2 separate regions of the Homo sapiens genome follow, and region 1 is linked to region 2. Evidence: chromatin contacts called from ENCODE Hi-C data. All regions are on one chromosome and are shown on one strand. Each heading gives the region's core, a stretch centred on a gene start or an enhancer-like site at or near the end of the contact. The rest is flanking DNA. Distances are from core to core; before and after follow the strand shown.

What was found. Hi-C counts contacts between places; a loop is a spot of excess contacts on that map. Pooled maps may share reads with other maps.
Region 1: a loop to region 2 is called in a map of B cell, with 12 times the contacts of the local background. The contact joins the promoter of POU3F2 here to the promoter of UFL1 in region 2. A Hi-C loop is called at or near these places in 3 of 168 maps with a recorded cell type or tissue (B cell, CD4-positive, alpha-beta memory T cell and naive thymus-derived CD4-positive, alpha-beta T cell) and 7 of 50 pooled maps.

Annotation. Positions count from the first base shown.
Region 1 is chr6:98,830,764-98,836,821 of GRCh38, reverse strand. It overlaps POU3F2 (POU class 3 homeobox 2), which reads right to left and starts at 2,248. Exons shown (of 1, transcript NM_005604.4): 1 at 1-2,248. The coding sequence starts at 1,948. The coding sequence ends at 617. It overlaps PNKY (long intergenic non-protein coding RNA PNKY), which reads left to right and starts at 5,122. Exons shown (of 1, transcript NR_148381.1): 1 at 5,122-6,058. RefSeq lists enhancers at 339-934, 935-1,531, 1,530-1,599 and a silencer at 2,238-2,307.
Region 2 is chr6:96,520,383-96,527,168 of GRCh38, reverse strand. It overlaps UFL1 (UFM1 specific ligase 1), which reads right to left and starts at 5,363. Exons shown (of 19, transcript NM_015323.5): 1 at 5,219-5,363; 2 at 3,878-4,023; 3 at 2,759-2,787; 4 at 1,775-1,872; 5 at 734-848. The coding sequence starts at 5,295. UFL1-AS1 (UFL1 antisense RNA 1) reads left to right here and starts at 5,455. Exons shown (of 4, transcript XR_007059687.1): 1 at 5,455-6,786. RefSeq lists enhancers at 4,031-4,902, 5,569-5,758, 4,903-5,774, 5,775-6,646, 6,647-6,786.

The DNA.
Region 1 (6,058 bases), core at 999-3,498, 2.3 Mb before region 2:
TCCCCCAAAACGGCAACTCCCAAATTAACGGTGGGGAGAAAGAGAAAATATGCTCATGAATTTGTTCACGTAAACTTCAATTTTCTTGCAGTGCAAATTTATGTGGTTAAATTTTGCCTATATGAAAGAACATGTGTATTTTTTCCTCTTTCCTGATGGGAATCCACAATAAATAAACACAGCAGCATGTGCCAACTCTAAGCATCAGGAAGCTGCATTTTGTGTTTATCATGGTTTGGTGGATTTTTTTTCCTTTTTGGTAATTTATTTAGTTTTGCCAGGTATTTATCTCAGTGCTTGCCATCTCTCTGTCTCTCTCTCTTTCTAGCTATCACACACTCTCCTCACTCTCTCCAGGAGACACTCCACTCCATTGCCTGGTTACTCGCCTGCAAAGGTCAAAACACATCATTACACCTGCTACCTTTAAAGGATAGTCCAGTGTCTTAGTTGCTTTCCTTTTGCCTTATTTTTTTTGTCTTTTTAAGGGACGGGGAAATAATAATTAAAAATAAAAGAACAATCAGAAGTTAGAGAGGGAACAAGAGGGCCGGGAAAGGGCCAAGGACCGAAGGGGAGGGGGAGCCCCGCGCTCTGCCCCTCCCCCAGCTCGAGTTCACTGGACGGGCGTCTGCACCCCGTGGTGTGGTGGAGTGTCCCTACTCCCCCCGTACACATCCTCGGCGCCCGGCAGAGTCCCTCCGGGAGGGGTCATCCTTTTCTCTTTCTGTCTCCTGTTACAAAACCAAACTCTCACCACCTCCTTCTCCAGCTGTAAGCTGTCCGCGAGGGAGGTGATCTCCTGGGCCGAGGGCTTGGGGCATTTGAGGAAATGGCTCTCCAGAGCCCCCTTGACGCTCACCTCGATGGAGGTCCGCTTTTTCCGCTTGCGCCCTTGCGCTGCGATCTTGTCTATGCTCGTGGGGCTGCCCGAGGACGAGTCCGCCTCCTCCAACCACTTGTTCAACAAAGGCTTCAGCTTGCACATGTTCTTGAAGCTCAGCTGCAGGGCCTCAAACCTGCAGATGGTGGTCTGCGAGAACACGTTGCCATACAGGGTGCCCAGAGCCAGCCCCACGTCCGCTTGGGTAAATCCCAGTTTGATCCGCCGCTGCTTGAACTGCTTGGCGAACTGCTCCAGGTCGTCCGAGGTCGGCGTGTCCTCGTCCGAGTGCGGGTCGTGGTGCGCGCCTGGGTGGCCAGGCGGACCCTGCGGGGGCGGCGGGGGCGGCGGCTGCTGGTGTGGGTGCGAGTGCGGGTGCGGGTGGTGGTCGGCATGGTGTGGCTCGTCGTGCGCGTCCCGCAGGCCGTGGTGGTGCAGACCGGCCGGCTGCCCGCCGGCGCCCAGCATGCCGTTCACCGTGAAGCTGGGCTGCGAGTAGAGCAAGCCGCCGTTGGACGCTCCCATGGAGGGTGGGAGGTGCGCTGCAGCCGCCGCGCTCCGCCATGCCCCGGGTCCCGGGTGGTGGTTAGCGGCGTGGTGCACCAGATGCGGCGGCCGCTGTTGCTGCTGCTGCTGCTGCTGTTGCTGCTGTTGCTGCTGCTGTTGCTGTTGCTGCTGCTGATGCTGCTGCTGCAGGGCGCCTGGCCCGTGCAGCTCGTCTCCGCGGCCGCCCTGCTGCACCACCACCGAGGGCTTGATGTCCGGCTGGCCCAGGGGGCTGGTGGACCACGGGGAGCCGTCGCCGCCGCCCCCGCCGCCGCCCCCGCCCCCCCCGCCGCCGCCACCGCCCCCGCCGCCGCCGCCGTGGGACAGCGCGGTGATCCACTGGTGAGCGTGGCTGAGCGGGTGTCCGTTGCTCTGCAGAGCGCCGTAGTCGCCCTGCACCAGGCTCTGCGCTTCGCGGTAGCCCCCCGCGCCCTGCTGCATGCCGCCGGGCGGCTCGGCGTGCACGATGGAGGCGCTGGAGGTGAGCAGGCTGTAGTGGTTAGACGCTGCGGTCGCCATGACTCTCGGAGCCGGACTGAGCGCTCCGGTTAAAGGAGCCGCGCATTTGACAGTTACTTTTTCGCCTCGGGCTCCCTCTCCTCGCTCGCTCTTTCTGTCTCCTCTCTCTCCCACAGCGGGCAGCTCCGACGCCCGCTCCGACGCCTTCTGTTGCTGCTCCTGCTATTACTGCTGCTGCTGCCGCCGCCGCCGCCTCCCGCCCGCCCTCGCTCTCTTTCTCCTCCTCTCCCTCCTTCTCGCTCTCGCTCACTCTCTGACTAGCTCGGCGCTCCCCCCTCTCCCTGCTCTCTCCAGCTCTCTCCCGCTCTCTTGGCAGCGCCGGCTCGCAGCGGCACGCGCCTGGGCCCCGCCCCCTCCGCCCCCTCCCATTGGCTCCGCGCCCTTTGATTTACGTGGATACCGCTAGCAACCTCCCAGGCCGGCGCCACTGATTGGCGCAGAGCTACTCCCTCCCCCTCCCCCGGGCTCGGAGTCCTCCTAGCCCTCCTCCCCGTCCCCTTCGCCTCCCGATTCAGATTCTCTCAGTTCTCACCCCCCCGCTTCTTCCTCACCCGGGGCCTCCTCCGCCCTCTCTCGGATGGGCCCCGCCCCCCATCTGTCTCCCAGGCAGAGAAGACCGGCAGGGGGGCGGTCCCGGTGCTCTTATCGGCCACAGACACTTGGAAGACTTGGATTGGGGTGGGGGGCGGGAGGCAGTGGTGTCCACTTTCGTTTCCCAATAGGGCTTTAAGATGGGGAAACGGAGGGGGTAAGGGAAAAGCTGGGTCGCACCGAGCCAGCGGGAGTCGGATTTTTATTCACCTAGGGACACACACACAGTGTGTATCTCTTAAACCTAGAGCCAAGAGCCAGACCTGTTCCCCTGTTCAACTCTCCTTGCATCCCACGGTTAGAATTTCAGTGCACAAGTGTCTCTTGCTCCAGGGTGTGCGGACACTTCGGCCCAAAGCTCTTCTCCTTCCCCTCTACCCCGCGGCTAGCACAGGCTCTCTTCCTTTTAGGTTCCAGGCCCAATTGTCTCCCACTCCCTTGGGGAAAGAACCCCGAGAGAGGCAGGCTCAGCCCGCACCGCGGCTTGTAAGTCATTCCCATCAAGGCTCGGAGTTGCTTGCTCTGACAGCGTAGCGGTCTGAACTGAAAACCAAACAAAACTCTAAAAGTCTCTCCGTCAGATTCACACGCCGGCGCGTGCAGTTTTTGGTTTAGAAAACTAGAAGCCTGCGTGGGCTCCGTCTTGTGCGAGGCTGCCGGAGTGCTGGCGAGGGGTGTGCGGCCTTGTAGGGGCGGCGCAGTCGCCAAAGGCCGCTCCGGGAAGCCGCGCGGAGGGCCTGCGTGCGCGATTCCCCGTGCTCCTACCGCTGGTAGGTGCAACTTTTCCGTTAGCCCCTTGGGAAGGAGGAAGAGTGTGTGAAGCAAATGGGCTGATGCCAGGGGAACCTTCCTAATCAGTAACTTCGGTGGGCGCTAGCGGGTGGGGTTAGTCTATGTCTTTGGCGCTCCCTGGCCAAGCTCCCAGCTCAGCTTTCAGCAGTGAACTCCAGAGCAAGACTATGGGACCATGCACCCGCAGCGCCGCTCTACGGAGCGCGGGCGCGTCGCGCCATCAGTTCTTTAGCCGCCCAGAGCAGGTGCCGCCTGCGAGTTTCCGAGCCTGCAAGCCCGGTAGCTAGAACTTGGGCGCGGACCCAGGCTGGAGCGGCGTGACCGCCACGCAGGGCCGGGTGTGTACATGGGCGCTGTAAAGCGAATCAACAGTTACTGCCGGGAAGGGAATGACAGACCCCAGGGAACCTGGATCGCGTCCCCACCTCTCACCCCTCGCTCTATCGCTGGTTTTGCCGGCGGTCGTAGGCTTGAGAGGGCAGCCAAATCAACGCTCAGAGGGAGCATTTTGGGGCCTCTGAGCATCTGAATCCAGACAGCAGACTGGAGCGGGCCAGAAAATTCATCATGACTAACAAGGAGTCATGCTCTTTGGAGAGTGGCTGAGCTGTTTATAAATCACCACGTTGAGCACCCGCCCGGGCAAGACGCTTTGGCTGAGAATTTCCACGTGTCCTGTGTTTATGAGCGTGTGTGGGGGAGAGAAATGGATAGGGGAGGGGCGAGCCCACAGGCCGCCAGCAGGACGGACCTGCACCCCCACCACGCGCGCACCCGCGCGGCGAGGCGAGGCGAGGACACACACAGCGTGTCGCTCCGTCCCAGCGCAAGCGCGGGGCCACTCTGGCCGCGCGCCTGGGGGCTGCTAGGAATCCCATAACTTTGTCTAGCTAGGAAAAAATGAACAAGTCCGAGCCTCAGCGCGCAGACTCAGCGACTGGTGCCCGCGGCTCCGCAACCGCGAGCCAAGGGGCTGGGTGGCGGGCAGAACCGCCTTCTCCCGGCTTCGGCCCTGCGTCCCCTGTGCTAGGCGCGTGACTTTCCCTGGGCCTTGGGGAGCGCACAGACAGCCCGCCAGCCGCATCTTCTCCTGACATGTCGTGCCTTTCTTTTCGCGGACCTGGAGCTCAGAGCTCCCACGGACAGAAGAATCCAGCCCTGGGGAAGGGCCGCGTCCAAGTGCTAAGCAGCTCATACTTCTCCCCCACCTTTCTGGGGCAGGTGTCTGCTTTTCTCTGGATTTAATTTCACATTTCTCGAGGCACAAGGCCTTCTGCAGCCCATAGGATGATACACTCGAAAGAAGAATGAAGTTTTCAAACACATCTTCGAAGGAACTGAGGCGGCCTGGCTCTGAATCAATTTAAAAGTTCCTCCTCCTCTTATCTTTCTCTCCACACCCCACCCCACACCCCCGCCCTCCTCCCGGCATAGGGCGCTAGTGTGAGGGGACAAGAATAGGCTGCACGTGTACATCAAAACTTCCTGTCTGCGATAGGACATCACCGGCGATTAATGCTGAGATCCTTCCCACGTTGACTTCCCAGGTCTCAACTCCAACTTCCATCCCCGTCTCATTTCGCTGGCGGCCAAGGAGCCGAAACGTTCCCAACAGGGTTTAATATACCCAATAAATCCCCGGGAGTACACAAAGAAATAGCCTACCCGGGGCCTCAGTCTCTGCACCCCACCCCCACCCCCAAGCGCGGCCAATCACCGGGCGGGCCAGGCTGGGCTCGCACCGCGGCTCTGAGCAACACCTCCCCACGAGCTACCGCCGCCTCCCCTCCAGGCGCCAGGGGCCCGGTTGGCGCGAACGCCGGGTTCCGAGCACCCTGGGCTTCCTTGTCTGCCTCCCAGCGCGGCACCTCTTCGGGGCTCCCGAAACCTGAGCTCTCGCTGGTTTTAGGTCCAGACTGGGGCCTCTCCACCGGTTCCTCCCCCGCCCCGGGCTCTGGGGCCCATTCTTTGGGCTGACCCTGTCAGGGCAGAGTCCGCGCGTCTGCCTGCCATTCTCCGCCCGCATAAAAGCACGTTGAAGGTGTCTCGGGCAGACACCTCCAGGTTTTGAATCAGTTTATTCCCTTTCACTGTTCAAAGCAGCTGTTCAAATACACAGGCTGCTTACGTTGACGTGGAGAGGATTTCAAACAACGCTAAAATGCTTTGAACTGACAAGGTGTCTTGATATCTCCCTCACTCCATCCAGCACAGCTCCTCGAGATCACTCGCTAGGACAATGGCTGAGCAGGCGATTCGTGCGGGCCTCGCCACCTCGGGGCGCGGACTGCGGGGTGTCCTAAGCCCCTTCCGCAAGGACAGGATGGAGGCACCTGTAAGGAGATGCTGGCGCCACCCCAGCTTCTCCCAGGTCCGGAGGAACCTCTACTCAGTCAATACCCTGAGCTGGACTTGTCTGAAGAAACGGAGCCGACTCCCTCTTGCCGGGGTGCGCTGAGTGGAGGGGAAACATCCTCGAATAACAGAACTACACCAAAAAGACACCCATGTTATCTCTCACACTTTCACACTCCTCGAGATAGTGAGCCGGACCTGGGTCTTAGTAGCACCCAGTACCTTGACACAAACCTCCCAAATTTCCACCTGAGTAACAGTTATGGGGTCAGTCCATGCACTGTAACTTGAACTCTAATTTATTAACTATTTCATCTAGTAAACACACTCACACCATATATAAAATAGCATTTATTTATTTCTATATACCAG
Region 2 (6,786 bases), core at 4,114-6,613:
AATTTCTATGATTCTAAAAAAACAAACAAAAAAAAACAGAAAAAAGTAAACAAGAAAATAGCCTATGTTTTCAGGCAGCATTGTTATCACACATAAGATATTTGAGTACTGACACAAATACCTAAAGTTAAGAGAATGTCAGATTCCTTGGTTCTTCTTCCTATCATACTGACTGTTTAGAAGAGGATAAATGGTGAAGTCAAAAGATGTTGGCATTACTGACAGTTGGAACAAAAAAATTCTTTGTTGGCAGGATGTTCTGTACATTGTAGGATGTTTAGCAGCATCCTTGACCTTTACTCACAAGAAGCCAGTAGTACCCCCTATAAATTATCTTCATCAATTATTTCTTAAAATTTAACTGGGCAATCAGAAATTTAATTGTCTGGTTACAGTTTCTATATAGCTGGTATCAAAAGCATTAAATAAATCCATGCATTTATTGTACATTTGCTAATTGCATCAAAGCAGCCCTAGAACTTAGTCTATAAATTAGTTTTAGGGTGTCTCTTGGTTTAGGATGATTACAATCATTTTTAAACTGCCTCCTCAGAACCATTAATGTACTAGAAGTACCCCCCAAATATATTGGTACAACATATATCAAGTCAGACACCTGCAATAAATCAAATGATGGTGAGGAAGTCTCATTTTTTTTTCCCCCTTCCATTCAAAGTCTTCGTTTAAAATCCTTTGGTAAAAAGACACATTGTATTATTAGGAAAAAAAATACCTGTGTCAGAAAGTTCCCAGGAAGATCATAAGTTTTACACAGTTCTGATATGGTGACCTGACCACTTTCTTGCAATTTATCATTGACCTCTTCTGCCAACCGATCCAAATAATTCCTAATAGTGAAAACAAGAAAATAATAGAAAAAAGAATTAGGAATGTTTTTTCTGTTTCCTCATTTTATGTTTAATTTCCGTTGAAATGAAGTATGCCCCAAAAGTAATGAAATGTGTGTGTACATGAACACCACTCATCACTCATATTCTAACAAATACTTTTTTCTCATTAGTGTAGCTAAATGTAAGATTAATCAAACAATACATTTTCTTTTTCTTTTTCTTTTTTTTTTTTGCATCAAGGTCTCACTCTGTCACCCAGGCTGGAGTGCAATGGCATGATTATGGCTCACTGTGGCCTTGACCTCCTGGGATCAAGCAATCCTCCTACCTCAGCCTCCTGAGTAGCTGGGACTACAGGTGCGAGCCACCACATTTGGCTAATTTTTTAATTAGCAAACTTAATTAGTGAAATGGGTTTTGCCATGTTGCCCAGGCTGGCATGCTGGGATTTTTTTAAGTGGAAATTTGTATTTGATTTTCATTAACATTTTTGGAACAAATTTGCTTTCAGAGTTAAGATTATACGGGAAGGAACGTAAAAGTTACGTTTTACGTTTTCTTATTAAGAAAAAAATAGAAGTTTATATTATTTCTAAGTATTCCATACATTAACACTGAATTTTTTTTTTTTTTTTTTTAATTTGAGACAGGATCTTTGCTATGTTACGTAGGCTGGTCTCAAATTCCTGGTCAAGCAATCCTCCAGCCTCAGCCTTCTGAGTAGCTGGGATTACAGGTACATGCCACCATATGTGGCTTAAACACTTACTTTTTAAGTGAAATAAACCTTATCATGAAAATCAACACTGTAAGAGTTATAAATGAAATGTCTAACTGGCCATAATTGGCCTAAATTTAAACACTATAAAAAAAAGAAAGAAAATAAACAAAGTGCTCTTAAATTTGTACTTTATTGTACTTACTCATCTATCAGTTGTCCCAACACTAACTGAACATGCTTTTCTGATTTAATAATGTCACCAATTCTATTTTCAATATGAATCAGGTCCACATTAATTACCTGGAAAACAAATACAAAATCTATTAATGATTAGTTTGTATTGTTTCTTAAGCTTGAAATTATATACTTAGAACTATATTTTTAAAGAAATTGCCGGCCAGGCATGGTGGCTCATGCCTGGATTCCAGCACTTTGGGAGGATGAGGCGGGAGGATCCCTTCAGTTCAAGAGTTTGAGACCAGCCTGGGCAACATAGGGAGACTCCCATCTCAAAAAAAAAAAAAGAAAGAAAGAAATTGCTTATTCTTAAATTTTGAATCAATCTGAAATAATACGAAAAGCATTGGCCAAATAAAAAATTAGAGGTGTATTGCTTAGTTATTTTCAGTTCTGAAGAATTAAACTGTCACTTGCTAGTAAGTTTATATAAAGCAGTAAATTACATATTCATATAACAGATAGCATTTTACAGAAAATTCGCTGGCTTCTTGTTTATAGTGTACCTTGGTAATGACATATATATTTGTATATTTTGAAAATAGCTTCTACTTTTAAAAATGTTTCTCTATTACTTTCATATACTAAAAACATATAAACATGAAACTGGTGACTTTTCTCCCAAAATGACATAAACTCTATACTTACATAAAATAACTATGAGTTCATTTGGTAAAAAGTTAAGAATAAGAAAGCCAACTAGGGAAGAGTTGGCCAACTCTTTAATAAGGCCAACTTATTAAATCATTTCAATAAATCCGAATTTATTAAATCATTTTAATGTATCAGAACTTGTTAAATCAATTCAGTGTATCAGCGAGGCTTATATAACTATTTCTTTATAAACACTACACAAAATATGATACCAGCATTAGTGAATACTTGAACAAATTCACAGTATCAAAAAATTGAGAAAGTAAAGCAAAAATTTTATAAATTTAAAACCTACCTGTTGTAGATCAACAATGTTTACTCGACCTTTGAAGAAAAGACATTCATTTATTTTAAATGATCTATGCGTACATACCAACCCAAAGCTATAAATTCTAACATTTAAGTTTTGGTCAAAGTCCTGCATAGAACAGAGAGCCAGAATAATCAATGTCTTCAAATACACACCATTAGCTGATGGCTAAGTCTTCATGGCTGAAGCCATAAGCAATAACTTACTTTCAATTTTTTTTTTTTTTTTAAATAACATCAGGCCAATTATGAGCACCAACTGGCACACAAATTGGCTCTATCTATGAAGGGTATTCATTTCCCTTCACAATTCAGAATTTATCTACTGTGATCAAAGAGATATTGACAACTAAATTAAGATGAACTTTTTTTCAATTATTTGATACTAAAAGGTAGGCTTCTACATATCAGCATAAGAAAATCTGTTAAGTAATTCAAATTATAGCTCATATTTTAAAGGTACTATGAAGGAAAATAGATAAATAAAAAAAGACAAAGACCAATGTTACACTCTGATAATATGAAGAGAGGCTTTCATAATTGCTTCTATTTTAATCAAATAGTATTCAAATATGCTTGGTAGTCTGTTCAAATTTTAAGAAGACAAAGGAAACCAACTTTGTGCGTGTTTTTAACAGCATTTCATACAATATGATTGGTGTAGCACCACACTGGATTGAGTTACCTAATTTGTAAGTACAAGTAAGCCTTAAAAAGAAATACAGCCTTGATTTTCAAAAATCTATAATCCTGTAAGATACTGTCCCCCTTCACAATTACCACCTAATAAAAGGCAGCTGAATACCCTTCCCTGAGTCATGCAATAAATTAATGAATTGTAAAAAGAAACAATTAATTCATGTATAGTACACATAACTCAAAATGATAAAATATTTTAAGTGACAACATTTGAGTTCATTTAAATTATATGACCATGTTTGCATGAACCCAGTAAAAATATTAAGCCTGATTATCAAATTAACAATTGAAAACGATATCTTACAATCTATAATTTAGTATGCAATTACATGTTTACGGGTTTTGTTTGTTTGTTTTGCCCCTTCCAAAAATCCAAGAAAAAAAAAAACACTAAAGAATTACCTACCACCTCGGACATGTAGCTCATCTCTCATTTCTTTACTAATTTGGGCTGGAGTAATATATTCCTTTCCATCGAGTGTATGAACTACTTCTAGCTGTTTCTGAGCAATCAATTTATTAACAATCTCAATGCAGTTCCGCTCGGACAACCTGAGGGAAAGAAAAAAAGTTGTTTCAAAAGTCCACTTGAGACATTGGCGCTCAATAAAATTAATACAATGTATGAAAACAGGCTTTTAAAAAGTTTGTTTAGTCACTAACTTCTACATCACAATATCTGTATTTTTCACTAACTGATTCAATAAGTTAAAAAAAAACCTTTCAGAGTAAGTAGGTTTACATATGCTTAAATCATTTATTTAATTGGTACACATCATCCCATCACAAATTTCAAGTCTGTTGTCTCTTACAGGCCTGCTTCCAATCTTCAAATCTGAAGGGAAAATTGAAGACATTTATTTAGGTAGGAAAAAAGAAAAAACAAAACAAAACAAAACAAAAAATGCCCTAATTTCCAGTTTAATCAGAATTTTCTTTTAAATTAAGTGCATAATTGCCTCACTTACACACATGGTCTGCAAGCAGGCAGGGGATGTGGCCTAGTGAAACCATAACTTTTACCCACGTTAGTTACCCATGCAGTTACGAGTTTGCTATCAGTGGTAGAAAATACAGCATAAGGGGATTGCTGTCTTCCGGCTCAAAAGGAATAAAACATCGCAGGTAGGAAGTAGTCAAAGAATAGAAAGGCTTCTATTAGCGTTATTTTTAAAAAGCAGAGTTAGGCTCCTCTGGACACATCCTCCAAAGGTTAGTGGGCTTGTAGAAAATGTCAGTGCCCTGAATAACAGATGGGGTCAGGGGTCTAGCCCTAGGTCTGTTACGAGAGATAAAAGGGCAAGAAGTTTTAAGGATCAACATACTATTTGCCAAGTACTGTACTGGGGGCGGGGGTTAGCCTCTCCTTTCGAGCTCATTCTAGATCAGGAAGTGTATAATAGCCAAGATGTCACAGTGATTTGGTGGTTGGTGGGTGAGGGAGGGTCAAAGAAATGCTCAATAAAGGCAGCTCGAAATCACCGGCCCCGTCCATGGTGGGGCGGGGCGCGCCAGCATTTCGCTGCAGCTGGGCTGGGGGGCTCCAGGGCGTCCTAGGCTGAGGACTTTCCCGCCGAGCCTTGGACTTGGAACTGCGATCCAGGCTCGGGACAGAGGGAGGAGGAGAGAATGGTGACAAGCAGCGAGAAGACCCGGGATGCAGGGCCGCGGGTCTAAAGTCCCAGATACAGGCGTGTCCGCCCACGGCCTAATTTGGGCTCCACAAAGGAGAGGGAGGGTCGGGCACCTCTGCGTGGCCTCGGCGAACTGCGCCCGCTGGAAGTCGGCCGCCAACCGCCTAATCTCTTCCCAGGCGTCCGCCATCACGGCCTGACTCGCAGTAGACGCGGAGGAACTGCAGACACGTCAGCCGACAGGCGGTGGGAGAAGAGAGGCGGAACGGGCCGCGCAGAGGGACAAGAGGCTCCGCCCCCGACGCAGACACACCAAACGCTTGCGCCCGAGGCGCGGGGGGCGGGCGGAAGTGCCGTGGTTGTACCGCGGCGCTGGGGGTTCCTCCCGGCGAGACTGGCGGGGCTGCGGCGGCTAGGAGAGTGGTGCGTAGGTGTTTCTGGGGGGGTCGTGGGCAGGATGCAGGGCTCAGTAAAGTTTAGTGTCAGAACTTTGTTTGCGCTACCCCTAATATTTCCGTAGAGTAATAGTTGTATTAACTACTTTTCTTTTTTCTTCTGTCCTCCATTTGTTTTGGGGGAGGGTGCGGAGGAATAAGCCTGTGTCTAAGATTGGCGCCTCTCTTCTCTAGCTGTTAACTCTGAGCATTCCCTTTTGTATAGGGTATCGTGTTAATTTTTACATGCACCCAGAGCAGTCTGCCTTTTGGAAGATACATGGGAGACCCTACCGAAAGTAATTACTTTTTTTTTACAGAGTGAATAAATTTGCGTGTCATAAAGGCTGTATAATTGCTTTCGTGTCTAGAGTTCTAGAGTCTTTCGTATTTCTCTTATTGCAATGATTAACTTCATCAAATAATGAGGAATATAAACATAAGGTGCATGGCTATCAAGGAAACAGGGAAAGCAAAGAGAACATGTATCCTGCTTCCCTGTTGAGTAGATATTTACTCAGGTGTACCTTTCTTTTTTATATCTTTTTTATATCTTATGAATTGAAAATAAATCATGGGACCCCCAAATCACTAAGCTAAAGGGAAAAGTCATACTGGGAACTGCTTAGGGAATCCTGCCTCCCATTCTATTCAAAGTCACCCCTCTGCTCACTGAGATAAATGCATGTCTGATTGCCTCATTTGGAGAGGCTCATAAGAGAATGCAACTGTCTGTTATCTACCTATGACTTGGAACTTCCTCCCCACTTGGAGTTGCCCCGCTTTTCCAGATCAGACCAATGTTTATCTTACATATATTGATTGCTGCCCCATGTCTCCCTAAAATGTGTAAAACCAAGCTGTGCCCCAGCCACCTTGGGCGCATGTTGTCAGGATCTGTGCCATGTCATGGATGCAAGTTCTTAACTTTGGCTAAATAAACTTTCTGAGTTGATTGTGACCTGTCTCAGATATTTGGAGTTCATGTATCTCACTCTTTACTATTTAAAAAATATTATTCCAGTTAGAAAGAATGAATAATATCAAGTATTTGATAGCACAGCAGGGTGACTAGTTGTCAGAGGCGTTTGAACTAGAGCAACTCCATCTTGAATAGGGGCTGGGTAAAATAAGGCTGAAACCTACTGGGCTGCATTCCCAGGAGGTTAGTCACAGAGTGAGATAGAAGGTCCACAGGCAGGAAAAACAAGTCATAAAGACCTTGCCGATAAAACAGGTTGCAGTAG